Linked DNA regions of Homo sapiens: region 2 is linked to region 1. Evidence: read pairs that join two places in POLR2A ChIA-PET (ENCODE). Cell type or tissue: Caco-2. All regions are shown on one strand. Links, peaks and the distances in the headings refer to the core of each region. The heading gives the core; the rest is flanking DNA. Region 1 has its middle 45 kb from the start of WLS. Region 2 has its middle 13 kb from the start of DEPDC1-AS2.

Region 1 (8,342 bases), core at 137-8,136:
ATAGAGCGAGACTCCATCTCAAAAAAAAAAAAAAAAAAAAAAGATAAAAATTTCGAAATTTGAGAACCATCTTTATGAGAACAGCTCCTGATCCTGAAGTTCTTACAATTCAGCTCTGAAGGCCAGATAGATATTTTAAAATGTCAGGAAACAATAAGGCCACAAGGGGAAAAAACAAAGAAATGATACAAAATGATACAAGGACCAAACCGATGAATGGAGTAGGAAACAGGATATTTTGATGCAGATGATATAGTAGGTGCTTGATAACATTACCTCATTTAATCTTCATGACGATACAGTTTTACTAATTAGAATTTTGAATAACATGCAAGGGCCATTAAGGAAATTTCTTATGGACATATAGTTAGAAAGAAAAAAAACCAGTTTGCCTACCTTTAAAGCTCAAATGATGAACATTTAAATTGATTAACAATTCAAATTGCACTGAATTCAATTGAATTGAACATTTTCCAGGTCTTTCCAGTTTTTTCATAAGGCTTTGAAGATACCATGAAGGAATGTACCTGGAATTAGAACCACCAGATTTTGAACCCTGACTGTGCTACTTCCTACTGGTAACACTTTGCATCAGTCAGTTTCACATCTTCAAAATAGAAAGGACGATACCTACCACATATGCAGCCTATGGGTACATACTAGACATCTCTGTGAATGGGGTCAACAAAGTGCTTGGTTCACGGAATGCCCTGAGTAAAAACATGCAAGGTGAACAAGGCCCGATCGTTATTCCTTCTCTGTTTGAGGCTGGAAACAATGGAAAATCAACAGTCATCCCAGTCTGGTTCTTACAGGTTCAAGAAGAAGAGGAATAGTTATCCTAGTCTGGTTCACAGGCTCAAGAGATGCTTGAAACAGCTTTCTAAATGAGGTTTGGGAGTTCTTGTGGATTGCAATTACCCATCTTACTGCTGGACCTCATTAGCACATGTAATTGGAAACTGGCTCTGTATAATAAGGACAACAGGAGTCTCCAGCTCTGAGGCAATTACTGTGGTGTTACTCACTCTCCATCCCCTCATGAACACCCCAGCAGTTGCTCCTGAGACACAACCTCGGAAGCCAGGGAGAAAGAACCGAAATTCTCCCATTACTGTATTTCCTGTGGGAGTCTATGTGGGAGATTTTTGTTTCACACCATGTATTTGTGACATATGGATAAACAATGGCAACATAAAAGATCTTACAGAAATCTTCAATATTGGTTTCCTCAGAACACACATTCTTAATGGGGGACAATGTTGCCGCCACGGAGGTGAAAGTTGGTTATTAGGAAGGTTAAAAAAAATCTTAAATATAAAAATGTTTTGTGGCCCCTCATCATACGTAAACAGATATAAGGCATATATGTGGTATTAAAATTTCGTGGGGAGGGAATGATCAGAAAAGATCTAAAAAGTCTACTTAATAGGCAGAGAGTAGGGATAAAAGCGGGGAAAAAGGTTGAGATAACATGGCCTTAGAAAGAGTGTGAAGTTCTCCAGATCAGTTTTTGGCTCCAGAAAAGAGGCAGAAGATAGCTATTCTTGCTGCTCCATTCTCTGTTACAGATGGTTCTGGTTCATTATGACAATGATTAAAGGGGAGAGTTCTGAAGACAGGCTGCTTGTTTTGAAGCCCAGTTCAGTCAGATAGATCTGTATCATCTTGAGCTGGTTAATTAATGTCTCAATGCCTCATTTTTTTTCATCTGCAAAATGACTAGTGTAATATTGAACACTTCATGTTGTTGTGAGGGATGTAGGACTAAGTGTACATTTTCAAAAAGATAGGAGCAGAAGACATTCTGCCTTTGTGAAAGAGCTCTGGTTCCCTTTAATCCACATTCTCTAGGTGATCAAATCCTTGCAACATAGTTAAAAAAAAAAAACAAAAAACTTTGGGCAGGGTGCGGGGGCTCATGATTGTAATCTCAGCACTTTGGGAGGCCCAGGTGGTAGGATCACTTGAGGTCAGGAGTTTGAGCCTGGCCAACATGGTGAAACCCCGATTCTACTAAAGAAATACAAAGATTAGCTGGGCATGGTGGTGCACATCTGTATTTCCAGCTACTCAGGAGGCTGAGGCAGAAGAATCACTTGAACCTGGGAGGTGGAGGCTACAGTGAGCCAAGATCGCACCAATGCACTCCAGCCTGGGCGACAGAGTGAGATTCCATCTTAAACAACAACAACAACAATGACAAAAAAAAAAAAAATTGACAATTTTCAGAAATAGAAATATAGAGTAGCTAGAAATAGAATATATGGTTGGGGCGGCAGCTCACTCCTGTAATTCCAGCATCTGGGGACGCTAAGGTGATCCCAGCCTCAAGGAATCCCTTGAGTCCAGGGGTTCGAGGTTATAGTGAGATATAATCACACCACTGCACTCTAGTTGGTGACAGAGCAAGACCCTGTCTCTTATGAACAACAACAAAAAATACAGAATATAGAAAAGAACAGACGTAGTATATATTTCCATAACATGAAGGGTTCATTCATGTTAGTATTTTGTCATATGTATGCTCTATCTTTATTGTATAAAATTTAAAATTATGCAAGTTATATATATATATATTTACACACACACACACACACACACACACACTCCCTTTGTTCCTTCTATACTCCCAGTCCTACCATAATGAAGCACAGTTTTTGAAAGTGCCGACTGACTGCCTGGTATGATTTACTGAGTGATGTTCTTTCTGAACGGGTAGACTGAGGGACCAGCCATCTCCAGATTCATAACTCTCTACCCAAACAAGGTAAATGTTTCATTCAGATGAAGGCCAAACTGACATTTTCTCCATTAATTGGAACAACATTTCTTATGCACCTATTATATGCCAGACATTTTTGAACTGGGAGCAAAACTGTAGCTCCAGGCCTAGACATTAGTTTTTCAAAATGAAAATCCAGGTAGCTGGAGTGAGTTAAGTCAGTCTTCATACTTGAGGTGACGTTCCAGATATGTCTCACAAATGCTAATGGATAACTCACTTCTATTAAAAACAAATCCTAAAAGCGAGGTGTGATGACATGCACCTGTAGTTCCAGCTACTCAGGAGGCTGATGTGGGAGGATCACTTGAGCCCAGGAGTTCCATGTCAGCTTGGATGACATAACAAAAGCCTGTTTCTAATAAAATAAAATAAACCCCAAATCTCATGGTGGCATTGGAATTATTTGCAGACAACTCAGTCCTTTTGGCTTTCAAAGTAGGTCTCAGCAAAGGAAGACGCAAGCTACTGGTTTAGGATTAAACCTGGGGAATCAGACTGGTCTGGACACTTGGTTTGCCAAGAGGCCTGGTAGTGGAGAATTCTGTGACTGGCAAATGCCTAGGAGGCAAAGGAGTGAAAGTCTTGAGTTCTGAGAGAGACAACCTTTGGGTTCCTTAGGCACTAGGCAGTGGCCCAAGGCACTGGGATCTTATGTAAATGGCAGAGCGCCCCAGGAGCTTCAGGTATGCTTATCTGCTCATCTAATGGAGCCAAGGAGACAATCTGTTTAGATAACAGGTTGCAAGAGATAATGGACTCTGCTGGGAATGGCATGTTCCCTCCTGGGGGGTAACCCTTAGATCTTGGAATTTGGCTGAGAGAAGGAGGCAATGCATGGTGCTCCTGCAGAGGTCTGAAAAACAGCTGTGGAGTGCCTCACATGGTTTTCATCATGGCCTGAAAGTGTTCTCTCTCTCCATTGCCCGCCCCACCCCCCAACCCATTTACTCTAAAAGTAAAAATAAATATGTTAAATATTTTGGAACCACCCACTAAATAGTAATTATAGATGGTAGTAACTAATTACACTATTATCTATCACTTTTTAAGTGCTTCTGGATGGCCAGACCCAGTGTCAGGCTGCTCTCATGACCCTGAGAATCCAGAGGAGGGGTCTCCATGTGACACATAAGACTTGCACAGGTAGAGAACTTCATTCTTTCATTCACTTGCCCACTATTCGGGAAATGTTTATTGAGCCTTTTCTATATTCTAAGAAACTGTGCTGGTGCCTCAAAGAGTTCATAATTTCCCACAACAAACAAGGGGAAGTGATATAACTAAAAGTTACTTTGATTTTATTTTATTGAAATTGGTGGAGAAGGATGGCCTCTATACCAGAGAGGAAATGCTGCGGCACTGGGTTTTTAGCACAAGTCAAAAGAAAAAAATCTCCTTAAACAAACTCTGGGGTGGAAGGAGGTGGGATGGGGAATATATGGAGCTAAATGTATTTTTGGAACCTGCAAAGAAGAAAAAAAACAAAACCAAAAAGCCCAACTTAGTACTTCTTTTTCCAGGGTTCTTTCCTTGGTCTGTTTCCTAGCATCTTGTGCTAGCCTCTATCTTAGAACAGTATTTGTAAAATACTTACTTGTCTGTTTCCAACAAACTGCAAACAGATTATAGTCAGACTCCTTGCAGGTAGAGGATATTTTATTTAACTTTTTTTCTCTAGTACCTGAAGCATTTTAAAAAGCTCTTTTAATTTGAATGAAATGAAAAGATGACTGACTGAATGAATAAATGGATGGATGAATAGATGGTTGGAAATCTCTTTTAATTTAAATAAAATGAACGGATGACTGACTGAATGAATACATGAGTGGAAGCATGGATAGATGGATGGATGAATGGATGGATGGATGGATGGATGGATGTATGGATGGATGGATAGATGGATGGATTTCTCTTAGGTGATTCTCCTGTACACATAAGCAGAGACATACAGATTCACACGGAGAACAAAATCACACAGATTTATATATATTCCCAGAGAAACACACATATAAAGACATTGTTCTCATTACCAAAGCCCTCCTTTCTCTTGGCCTAGCCATCTTATGTGGCCACTTCACCCATCCCCATTCATCTTCTAAGCTCAATTCTATCAGCTAAGCCCCCTCCACCACCACCACCACCACCATTCTAACCTCCCTCTCTCAGCTGACACAGGTAACAGTGAGCTGACAAGTTGATCTAACAGTATGCCTAGAACACCAGGGGAGCTTCCAGAAGTCCTGGCTTTTTGGCTCTCTACGGCTCTGGAAGGGATTTGTCCCACCTATGTTGTTCTTATTTGGGGCAATTTTAACCTGGGCAGGAGAAAGGGAGGCAGGCTCCTGGAAGTGATATTCAGATAGGATGAAGATGTGAAGACCACTGAGTTTCCTCAAAGTACAGACCCCTGTTAGGTGTGAAGGAAGCAGAGAGGAACTAACTTTATGGAGTGTCTTTGATGTCCCAAACATTCTGCTAGATGTTTAAGTGAGATGGCTCATCTAATCACCATGAAAATGAAAGTTTCCACAGAGGTGCTATTATTCTCATTTTGCAAATGAGGAAGCTGAGGCTGAGAATGAAAAGGGACTTGGCCAAAGCTAATAGCTAAGAAGTGACTGCCACCGGCTTAGGAACTATTCAGATTCCTGATGCTGAGGCCAACAGACATATTTCATTTCTTCCTTCCAGGCCATATTCTTTCACTGAATATTTACCAAGTGTCTATTAGATATACAAAGTACTGGAAGCCCAAACGTGGGATAGAACCAGTCTTTGTCTTTAAAACATGTATATTAGGCTAGGCACGGTGGCTCACGCCTGTAATCTTAGCACTTTGAGAGGCCAAAGAGGGAAGATCATTTGAGGTCAGGAGTTCAAGACCAGCCTGGCCAACGTGGTGAAACCCTGTCTCTACTAAAAATACAAAAATTAGCCAGGCATGGTGGTGGGTGCCGGTAATCCCAGCTACTCAGAGGCTGAGGCAGGAGAATTGCTTGAGCTCAGGAGGCAGAGGTTGCAGTGAGCCAAGATTTTACCACTGCACTCCAGCCTGAGCGACAGAATGAGACTCTGTCTCAAAAAAAAAAAAAAAGAAAGAAAAAAGTAGGCCGGGAGCGGTGGCTCACATCTGTAATCCCAGCACTTTGGGAGGCCGAGGTGGGTGGATCACAAGGTCAGGAGATCGAGACCATCCTGGCCAACATGGTGAAACTCCATCTCTACTAAAAATACAAAAAATTAGTTGGGCATGGTGGCGTGTGCTTGTAATCCCAGCTACTCGGGAGACTGAGGCGGGAGAATCGCTTGAACCAGGGAGTCGGAGGTTGCAGCTAGCCAAGATCATGCCACGGCATTCCAGCCTGGCAACAGAACAAGACTTTGTTTAAATATATATATATATATATATATATATATATATATATATGAATATGACAGAGGAAACAAATGGTACATTATTGTAAGATATATGAGAGAAATGCTCTAAAAGAGATATCAGCAAATTTCTTAGAAGGTTGGAAGAAGGACAGAACACTTCCTATTGAAGGAAAAATGCAGCATTGAGCTGGGTCTTGAAGGGTGAGTCTTATTTTCCCAGAAGGAGATGATGCTGTTGGAGAGAAAAAAGCTTTTTCTCTACCCTCTTATGGTTAGTGCTTGAGGGTCTGCATATTAAACTGACAAAAGACAGATTAGCAAGGCAAAAGACAGATTTTTGTTCACATATATCAAATGTATGTTGGCATTCATAACCACTCAAGGAGGCAGTTGTTAATAGAATTTGGAGCGTGTATACTATCTTAACAGGAGAAGAAGGGTACTTACAGGAAAACAAATGTTTTTTAGGAAAGATAAATGGGCCCTTAGGAGTGTTGGGGCTCAGAATCTGATACCCCAAAGTATGGCACCTTGGCATGCTGAGTACTTTGAACTGAAGGACATTGGAAGGACCTCAGAAACAGGGTTTCTCTGACCTCTTCCTACCCTCCTATCTCCTGTCTCTTTTTCTTCGCCTAAGTAAATGAGTCATAGAAACCAGAACTCCTCTTCCCCAAGGTGGGTCATAGAAACCAGAACTCCTCTTCCTCCAAGCATGCCATAAAACCTAGGAAGTCCACTCTTCTCCTTCTGTCTTGAAGAATCTCATTCCAGAGGAGTCCAGCCTCATACCCAGGAGGAAGGAATGTTACATAGGGAGGCCGAGAAGAATCTGAACAGAAAGGCAGGCCTGGCTGGGTTTCTCCTGTCAGTCTGTTAGCATTAGATCATACCTTTTTGTCTAATCACATTTCTATATGGCTGTCAGTTCTTCATCAAACCTAAGCATAAAAACAGACAATTTTCCCTGGGTCTTTGGCTCTTTATTTCTCAAGGCTCCCATGTCACATAAAACTTTGGTTAAATACATTTGTCATGCTTTTCTCTTGTTCTCTTGCCTTTTGTTATAGGAGTGTTGGCCATGATCCTTATGATGGGTAAGAAAAGTTATTACACCTTTCCTCTTCTACAGGAGGGTAGATGGGAGACACCATAGTTTTGTGACAATGTCTGTTTGTTTGGGTAGGAAGCTGATAAGAGAGTCAGTCTTCCCTCGTTGCTACCAAAGAGGGGATTTACAATGACAGTTTTGTTATCTTGACTTCTAATAGGAGGCTGTGCTCTTAGGCAGATAATGAAGGAAAAAAAGCACATTCTCAAATGTTTTTAACTCAAAACAACTTTTATGCTACAATAAAATATTTTAGACCCCCTTAATACAGAGAAAGGCAAAAATGTCTGAATACTTATTACTAATAAGTAATACTTAATACTTTGTGAACATTATGCCAGGAATATCTCTTACCTTATATGAAGCAGGATGTTTTGACAGGGCTCTTTTGACTCCCTGGCATTTAGAAATCCAAAAAAGCAACCATTACGTTTATAGCTCCTTCTTTGTCCAGTCATTATCATCGTCATCATTATCATCATTGTAGGGAAAGAAAGAGGGTGATCTCTTTCCTCCACATCATAAGCTGTCACCCTTATAATGAAAGGTTAACAAGAGAAAAGCATAATAAAATTATTTAATCCTGGCCAGGCGCGGTGGCCCAGCACTTTGGGAGGCCGAGGCGGGTGGATCACCTGAGGTCAGAAGTTCAAGACCAGCCTGGCTAACACGGTGAAACCCCATCTCTACTAAAAATACAAAAAATTAGCCGGGCATGGTGGCACAGTGCATGTAGTTCCAGCTACTCAAGAGGCTGAGGCAGGAGAATCACTTGAACCTGGGAGGCAGAGGTTGCAGTGAACCGAGATCACGCCACTGTACTCCAGCCTGGTGACAGAGTGAGACTTTGTCTCAATAATAATAATAATAATAATAAATAAAATAAAATAATTTAATTCTAATTTTACATGACACAGGAGACTTCAGAATGAAGACCAAAAGAGAAAAGGAAAGCTGTTCATTTTTAATGCTTAGGTTATAAGAAGTGGGAACAGCTGGCTGGGCACGGTGGCTCACGCCTGTAATCCCAGCACTTTGGGAGGCTGAGGCAGGCAGATCACAAGG
Region 2 (8,342 bases), core at 57-8,056, 190 kb after region 1:
TAGCTAAGATACTATAGGGAAGAAAGAAAAAAATCATTGGACAATGGGGAAGATTGACAGAAATGGTGGCCCAAATTTATATTTTCCCTATTTCCATGCTCTCTGCAATGTGTCTGGGCAACTCCTCTTATCAAGAGATGAGTCTATTTTTCCAATTCTTAAATCTGGGCTGGCCATGTGACTTCCTTAGGCCAGTAAAATGCAGTGGAAGGGACAGTGCACCAGTTCCAAGCCTAATCTTCTGCAGGCCTTGAACAATTCCACTCTGTCTTTTGAGATTTTGCCTCTGTCTTGAGAAAAAGCCCAGGGTAACCTGCTAGAGAATAAGAGACCACATGAAGCAGAAATGAGACATTTCAGCTGAGGCCATTCTATAGCAGCCAAGACCAGAAAACGTGCCCTTCAGATTCCAGGTGAAATTGATCACCTACAGAATTGTGAGCTAAATAAGTGTTCATTACTTTTAAGTCTCTAAATTTTGGGGTGGCTGTTTAATGCAAAAATAGTTACCTGATACAAACTATAATTAAAAATAAGGAACAGGCATTAAGAAATAAATATTTGCTTTGCTCTGAGCCACCTATTATTAGCAGTTAACTAATCCTATAGAACATATTATCACATAATTTAAAATTTGAGGTAGACCTTAAAGATCTCTTGGTGGAAAATACTCAGTTTACAGGTGAAGAAACTAAGACCCAAAGAGGTTAAGCGATTTGTAAAAGATCATATAGATCATTGTAAACCTTGATTTACAAGGTGGTAGCAGAGTAATAAGAAAGGCAAACCATAGCAAATGAATATCAATTTTGGAAACATAGTAAAGAAAAATGCTCAGAAACTCTTCTCATAAGACAGAAGAGAATAACACGTGGAGAGCTTAAGAGAGCAGCTCTGCCTGAGTGGGGATTTTCCCATCATTAACAGTATTCATGCGCTTCTCAACTCTCTTCACCAAAAGATGCTCCATGTTTAAGACCTAGCCAGAGGCCACCGGCTGGAGGGACCACATTTCTTTGAAGTTTCTTAAAAATTCATATAGCCTACCACATAAAATACTATGTTTACATGAGTACATCCTTTTTCTTCTCCAAAATGTTATGACAAATTGATTCTGCAGAAAGATGGGTCCTATCTGTCCTGTGTGTTCAATTATTCCCTGGCATATGACCTTGAATACTAATGGAAAAGCACATTAGGTCAAGATGGTGGGGCAAAACAGTCACATGCTATGCACTGAGGACTCAGTAGTTAGGCCTCAGGTCTTCTCTGTGGGTTCCTCATTGTGAGTCCTCCCTCCCTCACTCACTTTACAAATGTTTACTGAGTGTCTTCTATGTACTGGACAGTGTTCAGGCACTAGAGATACAGCAGCAAGTGAAACAAAAATTCCTGCTCTCAAAGAATGTATTAGTTTCCAATTGCTGCTGTAACAAATTACCACACATTTAAGTGGCTCAAAACAACACAAATTTATTATCTTATAGTTCTGGAGTTCAGAAGTCTAAAATAGTTTCAGGCTTCCCTTTCTTCACCCCATCTAGCCCTTTGCTTGGACCTCCTTTCCTTCCCTTGTCCATCTGGCAAATTCCCAGCATCTGTCACAACAAACTCTTTCTGAAGCCCCTGGGGGATAAGATGTTCCCTTGCTGGTTCCAGTTTCTAGAGGCTGCTTATAGTCCTTGGCTTGTGGCACCCTCCTCCCTCTGTTAAATCAGCAGCACAGCATCTTCTCTCCTCTCTGATTTCTGCTTCCATCTCTACACCTTCTCTCTTTGACTGATCCTCCTGCTTTCCTCTTATAAGGACTCTTGTGATTATATTGAGTACATCCAGATAATCCAGGATAATTTCCTCACCTCAGAATTCTCACTTTAATCACTTATGCAAAGTTTTATTTTATCACGTAAGGTAACATAATCGCAGGTTTTGGACATTAGGATGTGGACTGATTTGGGGCCCCATTATTCTACCTACCAAAGGAGGTTATATTTTAGTAAAGCTTATTTTTCTTTTCTTTCTTTCTTTTTTTTTTTTTTTTTGAGTTGGAGTCTCTCTCTGTCACCCAGGCTGAAGTACAGTGGCGTGTTCATGGCTCACTGCAACCTCGCCCTCCCAGATTCAAGTGTTTCTCCTGCCTCAGCCTCCCCAGTAGCTGAGACTACAGGCACACGCCACTGCACTGGGCTAATTTTTGTATTTTTAGTAGAGAAGAGGTTTTGTCATGTTGGCCAGTCTTGTCTTGAACACCGGACCTCAGGTGATCCACCTGCCTTGGCCTCCCGAAGTGCTGGGAATACAGGTGTAAGCCACTGCACCTGGCCATAAAGCTCATCTGTACAGGATAAAGTTGAAGTTCTTGAATATGACTCAAATGAATTTCTGTGATGTTCTTTCTTGCTAGCCCTATCTCTAGTAATTCCCTGCTACAAATACATAGTTCAGCAATCCTGACCTTCTTCTATTACCCTCCCCACCTCAGAGCACCTCTGCTATTCTCACCCTTTTGATTTCCAGCTGTCTGCCAGGACATACACCCCCATTCCCCTTCCCTACATCTCTACACCCTTTGTCTGGCAAAATATTCAGCAAGGGCATCACCTTGTATAAGAAATGGGGCCTCTCCCATTTACTCTCAAAAGATCTGTGCCTGCCTCTACCACCAACTTCATCACACTATATAGATCTGTTTAGGTGTTGCCTGTCTTGCTCCATTAGTTAAAAAGCTATTTGAGAGCAGGGAAGGTGTCGTTCATTTTTCTAGCCCCATCACTTAACATAGTACCTGGCACAAAGTAAGGGTTTAAGAAATGTTAAGTGAACATGTGAGTATCACTGAAATTGTTTATCAGTTAATTAGGAGAGGAAGAAGCAGGGGAAGAGAAGGGGAAAGAGTTTTTATCTTGAGTTGTTAAGAAAGTTTAGTAAAGAGTGGATCTCTGCTGGGTGTGGAGAAGGAACAGCAGACAAGGGGAAGACGAGATGAGATATACATGACTTTCAGGCAGTGAGGATAATGAGCCTGAGGCGCTGAAGCCTCAGGGCCGCATTTCTCAGCAGGGTTGCTTTTGATGTGTGCCTGCTTTGATCCCTGCTGTGTAGCTATGGCCCAGGATGCTCTGGAATGAAGAAAATCTACTTATTGTGTCCTGTTCTCGGGATCCGTGGCGTGTGAGAGAAGAAACACTAGGGGAAAGGAGTGGTTTCCTGGTGGCAAAATAAAATCATTTCCCAAAGGTAAATAGTCTTTCCAACATGGTGGAGCACTGAAGCAGAAGAGAATATGCAGAGAGAGGACATGATAATGTAAGGTAGAGAGACACAGAACGCAACTTAAAAGCTGAGATAAGATCAAATAGACAAATGCAGAAGGGCTGCATCCCACGGGAGAGGGGAGCAAACTGTTCTGTTCATGGGAGCAACAGGACACTGGGCCATAGGTGGAGAGAATTTTTCTGCCTCTTGGACAAAATATGAGAACACAGGAAGTGACACTTCAAATGCCCCTACACCAAGGAACAGGGCAACACAGGTGGGCAGATCATGACTGGCAGAGAAACACAGAAGTAAGGAGAAACACAGAAACACACTGCTACCCCTCCCTGTATGGGAGGTCAAGGGGAACTTCCCATTGTGTAGTTTAGTTTTAGAAGCATAAATTCTGTCACTAATTCTGTTCAAGTTAAATCAACCTTATTAAATGTAACTGGGGTATGAATTCAGTTATTCTCAAAAACTCCTTTTAGAAATAGTTTTCATTTTAGAAATGTTAAATGTGTACACTAGTCAGGTCCTGTTGACCATCGCAGACTAACCTAGTGTAAGTGTATTGCTATGTTAATCTGCCCAGGTTGTCAGAAAGAAAGAGGAGAATGTCATGAACTCTCAAAGAAAGGGAACATGTGGAACATGCTTTGGAGAATTATTGTTTGAAAGAAAATCAAACACTCCAATGCCACACATATTAAGCAGTTTAAAGAACAAACAACTGGGGTGGTCCCTGAGCAAATACTTGATGGGACTTTATTTGAAAAAGAAGCATTTTTTAGAATATGCTATATTTTATGGTTAATTGTCTTAACCCTATATCCCAGTATTCAAAGGGGTATGTAAGTGGAAGTGAAAATCACTATAGTTCTCCTACAAAAGTCTAAATTACATGTTTTAACCCATGGCAAGAACCAAGGCAAGACCCTTGTCTATTTTAATCAACGTTAGTATAGTTCCTGCCCATCATGAACACTCAAAAACAGTTGATAAGCTGGGTGTGATGGCTCATGTTTGTAATCCCATCGCTTTGAGAGGCTGAAACAGCAGGATCACTTGAGGCCAGGAGTGGACAATATAGCAAGACTCCATCTCTATGAAAAATAAAACAACAATTAATCAGGCGTGGTGGTGTGTACCTGTGGTCCCAGTGACTACAGAGGCTGAGGCAGGAGGGTCACTTAAGCCTAGGAGTTGGAGGCTGTAATGAGCTATAATTGTACCACTGCACTGCAGCCTAGGCAACAGTGTGAGACCCTGTCTCTCTTAAAAAAAAATGATAGAATGAACATAAGGGATGAGAAGCTGAGGCATTGAGTTTGTAAAATTTGTGCTTATGAATGGGGATAATAACTAGGATAAAAGTCATGATTTCCCAAAGATGTGTGAGCCATTGAGGCTAGATTTTCTGTAGTTTAATCATAGGAGAAAGTTAATAATATTCATACCTGCATTTTTATTGCATGTCCATTGTATGCTAAATATTGAGCTGGATAACTTAGCTATATTGTTTCTAATCCTCAGAATAAAGTCCCATAGTGTTATCCTGGTTTTACAAATGGGGAAATAGGTTATGAAAAGTTAAACAACTTTTCCAAAGTTACATAGGTAGTAAGTGGCAGAATGGTGACTCAAACCTAGATCTGACTGCTACATAATTACTTTTTACTCATACTACAGTATCACAAACAGTGTCTCTGTTTTTAAAAGCTTTATTCCTTGTCATAAAATTAGTACATATTCATGATTATAAATTTGGAAAATATAGAAATATTTAGGAAAAACAAATCAACCATGATACCTCCACTGTTTTGTAAACATATGGTACTACAATTGATTCTCATTATTTGTAGAAGTTATGTTCTATAAAGTCACTGCAAATACTGAATTAGTGAATACTGAACTTTTGCTCCTAGCCGATACACAAGATTAGGCTACTGTAAGCCCAACATTTTTATCAATGAATCAATACATTACCTTATTTTATATTTATTTCTATTATAAAGACACATTATTTTATGTATATTGCTGATTCATTAACATCGAATGCACAGCCAACAGCACTATAACTCAGACCTGAATGAAGTTTATCTAACATATACGTTTTCTCTGTTAGTAAGGCACATTGGCCTTGTCCTCAGGGACTCTAGACAGTATCTCAGAACCAGACTTTGTGGCCATTTCAGACAGTGATATGGGCAACAAAAAGCAGAAAAATGTGGCACTAAACACACCTCAAAAAGGACACTTGTTTACAGTAGAAGAGCTGAAACAAGATGGTAGAATATCACCTTGTTTGACTTTGATAAGAAATGTGTATGTTGGGTGACTCAAATATTACACCACTCTGGGTATGTCTTTGAATAGCCATGAAAGTGCTGCAAGTACTGATTTGGGGGTTACAAATCCATTTTAGCAAGTAGGTGAATTTGCAAATATAGAATTATGAATAATGAGGATTGACTGTTTCCTTCTGAGGAGTCAAAAATCTGATTGATTTTATCAAAATCAAGAAACTATGGAAGAGGACTTTTCAGAAACATTGTCAAAGCTTTCTTATGTACAGACTTTGGCGCCACAGGCCTGACACAAACCCAGTCTTCCATTTATTTCATTTAACATCTTTTGAGTAACTTCTAAGTATATGTTAATGTAGGAGCCAAGGGAAAATATCTACCTTGTGAAGGTTCACTGAAAAATCACATGACAAAAGCCAGCTTGGAGAAAGCATATAAATCTATTAGCATGCACACGGGGAGAGTCACAGAGTGATGAAATTCAGAAGCTCATATACTGTCTGGAGGATACAGAAAAAATAGGGGCTCAGAGCATGGCCCAAAACAGATGATGGTGGTTAAATCAGGTTATATTGGCAAGACATGTTATGGGAGAGAGAAGAGAAGAGGAGGCCTGGCTAGCAAAGATGGTCTTGTTAGATAAATGAAACCTCACAGGTAGTAACCCTCAAAGAGAATAGATGGTAAATGTTTCTTTCAGACCTTTAAAGGGTTCTGACTCTCAGTTAATCTTTCCTAGATCTGGACAAGAGAAGGCCTGCCTGCATCAATGCAGATTCTCTACAGATGTAAATCTCCTCCACAAAAGACAGCTTGGTAGAGCTACTTCTGTTTACAGGATTTCTAAACAGCTATCTCAAAATATGTCAAGGAAATATATTTTGGAGTGAAATAGTTTGATTTACTTCACTAGGTACTGTGATAGGTATTGGAGTTAATAAAAATGAACAAGAAAGTTCTTACTCTCCAGAAACTCATGGTTTGATGGAAGAAGCCAGGCATATAAACAAAATATTTTAACAAAATGTGGTAAGTTCAGTAATGGACACAGATACAGGGTCTTTTGGGAGCACACACAGGAGGAGATCCACTTAGTAGGGTAGGTGGTGCCTCAGCTGAGTACTAAGAAATTAGTCTGATTTAGTCAGGTGAAGGGTGGCAGAGATTGGTGACTATTACTGTGGATACTATGCAATAACATAGTAGATGTTAAAGTCTAATAAATTTGATTCAGAAGTCTTTGGAAACTACAGGTAAGATAATTAATTACCAATTCTTCTAACCTATATCTTCCAGATATCACAGATTTTATTGTATCTCTTCTAGCCTAACCTGCAATGTCTGCATCATCATAGTATGAGGAATACATGTAACATGCCTTAAGTATTTTGTTAGATAGGTAAAGAATCTTGTCTCCTTGTAGCATGTACCAAGGTAACCGTACTTATGTTAGTTTTCCACGTAGATGGTAGGCTCACTTCAAGGCAGAGTGCTTTGTTTAAAAGTCTGCAAATAGAAACCATTGTCTACTACATGACAAAGAGCTAGCAGTTGAATATATCTAGCTCAGCCTCTGCTTCCTCAGAGAATTATAGGTAGTTTATTCTAATCAATTTTGAGGAAAATTGTATACAGGTTCCCTTAAGAGTATATTTTATGATTCCAAAGGAAGTTTATACAAAATCTGAATTGCTCTTTTAAACTTTCTTTTTTTTATATCTTGTTATACTTAGAAGCAAAGATTAGATGGGGAGAGATAATTATCTTTTCTGTTTGTTTTTTTTTTGTTTTTGTTTTTTAAGACAGTGTCTCACTCTGTTGCCCAGGCTGGAGTGCAGTGGTGCAATCATGGCTCACTGCAACCTCAAGCTCCCTGGGCTCAGTGATCCTCCCATTTCAGCCTCCCAAGTAGGTGGGATTTCAGGCCTACACCACTGGGCTACTTTTTGTATGTTTTGTAGAGATGGGGTTTCACCATGTTGCACAGGCTGGTCTTGAACTCCTGGGTTCAAGCAATCTGCTTGTCTCGGTCTCCCAAAGTGCTGGGACTACAGGCATTAGCCACCATGCTTGGCCTTATCGTCCATTTTTAATGTAAGGGCAGTCTCATATATTTTTCTTTTCTAGGTGGTTTTTGTGTGTTTTTATTTTCAAAAAGTAATATTGTACATGATTGCAATTAAAATAATACCAAGGATATACACATTAAGAAATAAGACCCTTTTATAGCTCCAAAATTCAGCAACCACTATTTATCAATTTCTTATAACTATCTAACAGTAATATTCTATGCAGGTATTAACATATACATCTATAGCTAAATTTTAAAGGATGTCAGAATGAAAAGAGATGGATAAGTTTTCTAGGAAGACAGTTCCTTCATACTCTATTTTCTCTAAAAGGGCAATGATATGTTCACAACTTTTAAATTTTCTGGGCACAAAAGCAATAAATGGTCTAGAGATATTTCTGTTTTAATTTCAAGGAAAAGGGCACTATTATCAATTGAAGGCATACTGTATGCACATTCTGTACTAGGCACTTTATACATGTCATTTGAGAACTCTCAAACATTTAATGAAGAAAATATTATCCCCATATTTTAAATAAAAAGCCTGCATCTCAGAAAGTTTAAGTAACATTTTAAAGGTTTCACACAGCTGGTAAGTAATGAGTCCCAAGAACGCAGTTCTGTGTGATCCCCAAAATCCGTGCTCATTCCATATATATTCCAGATGCTGTGCATTATGTTTGATATTTTGATTATTAATATAGACA

Evidence for each region. ChIA-PET counts read pairs that join two places held together with the same protein. Peaks named below come from ENCODE experiments on the same cell type or tissue, not always from the same donor. Only the 100,000 strongest peaks of a DNase experiment are listed, where the experiment ranks them.
Region 2: POLR2A ChIA-PET joins it to region 1 with 5 read pairs; 1 of 35 experiments calls an interaction of 5 or more read pairs at or near these places.

Annotation. Positions count from the first base shown.
Region 1 is chr1:68,273,100-68,281,441 of GRCh38, forward strand. No RefSeq gene overlaps it. Among named protein-coding and RNA genes, the nearest start is that of WLS, 45 kb to the left of the region's middle. RefSeq lists enhancers at 3,242-3,869, 4,951-5,535. In Caco-2, for the core only: no CTCF peak of the experiment used is centred there; a DNase peak (open chromatin) is centred at 3,522.
Region 2 is chr1:68,462,029-68,470,370 of GRCh38, forward strand. No RefSeq gene overlaps it. Among named protein-coding and RNA genes, the nearest start is that of DEPDC1-AS2, 13 kb to the right of the region's middle. RefSeq lists an enhancer at 2,815-3,450. In Caco-2, for the core only: no CTCF peak of the experiment used is centred there; a DNase peak (open chromatin) is centred at 3,073.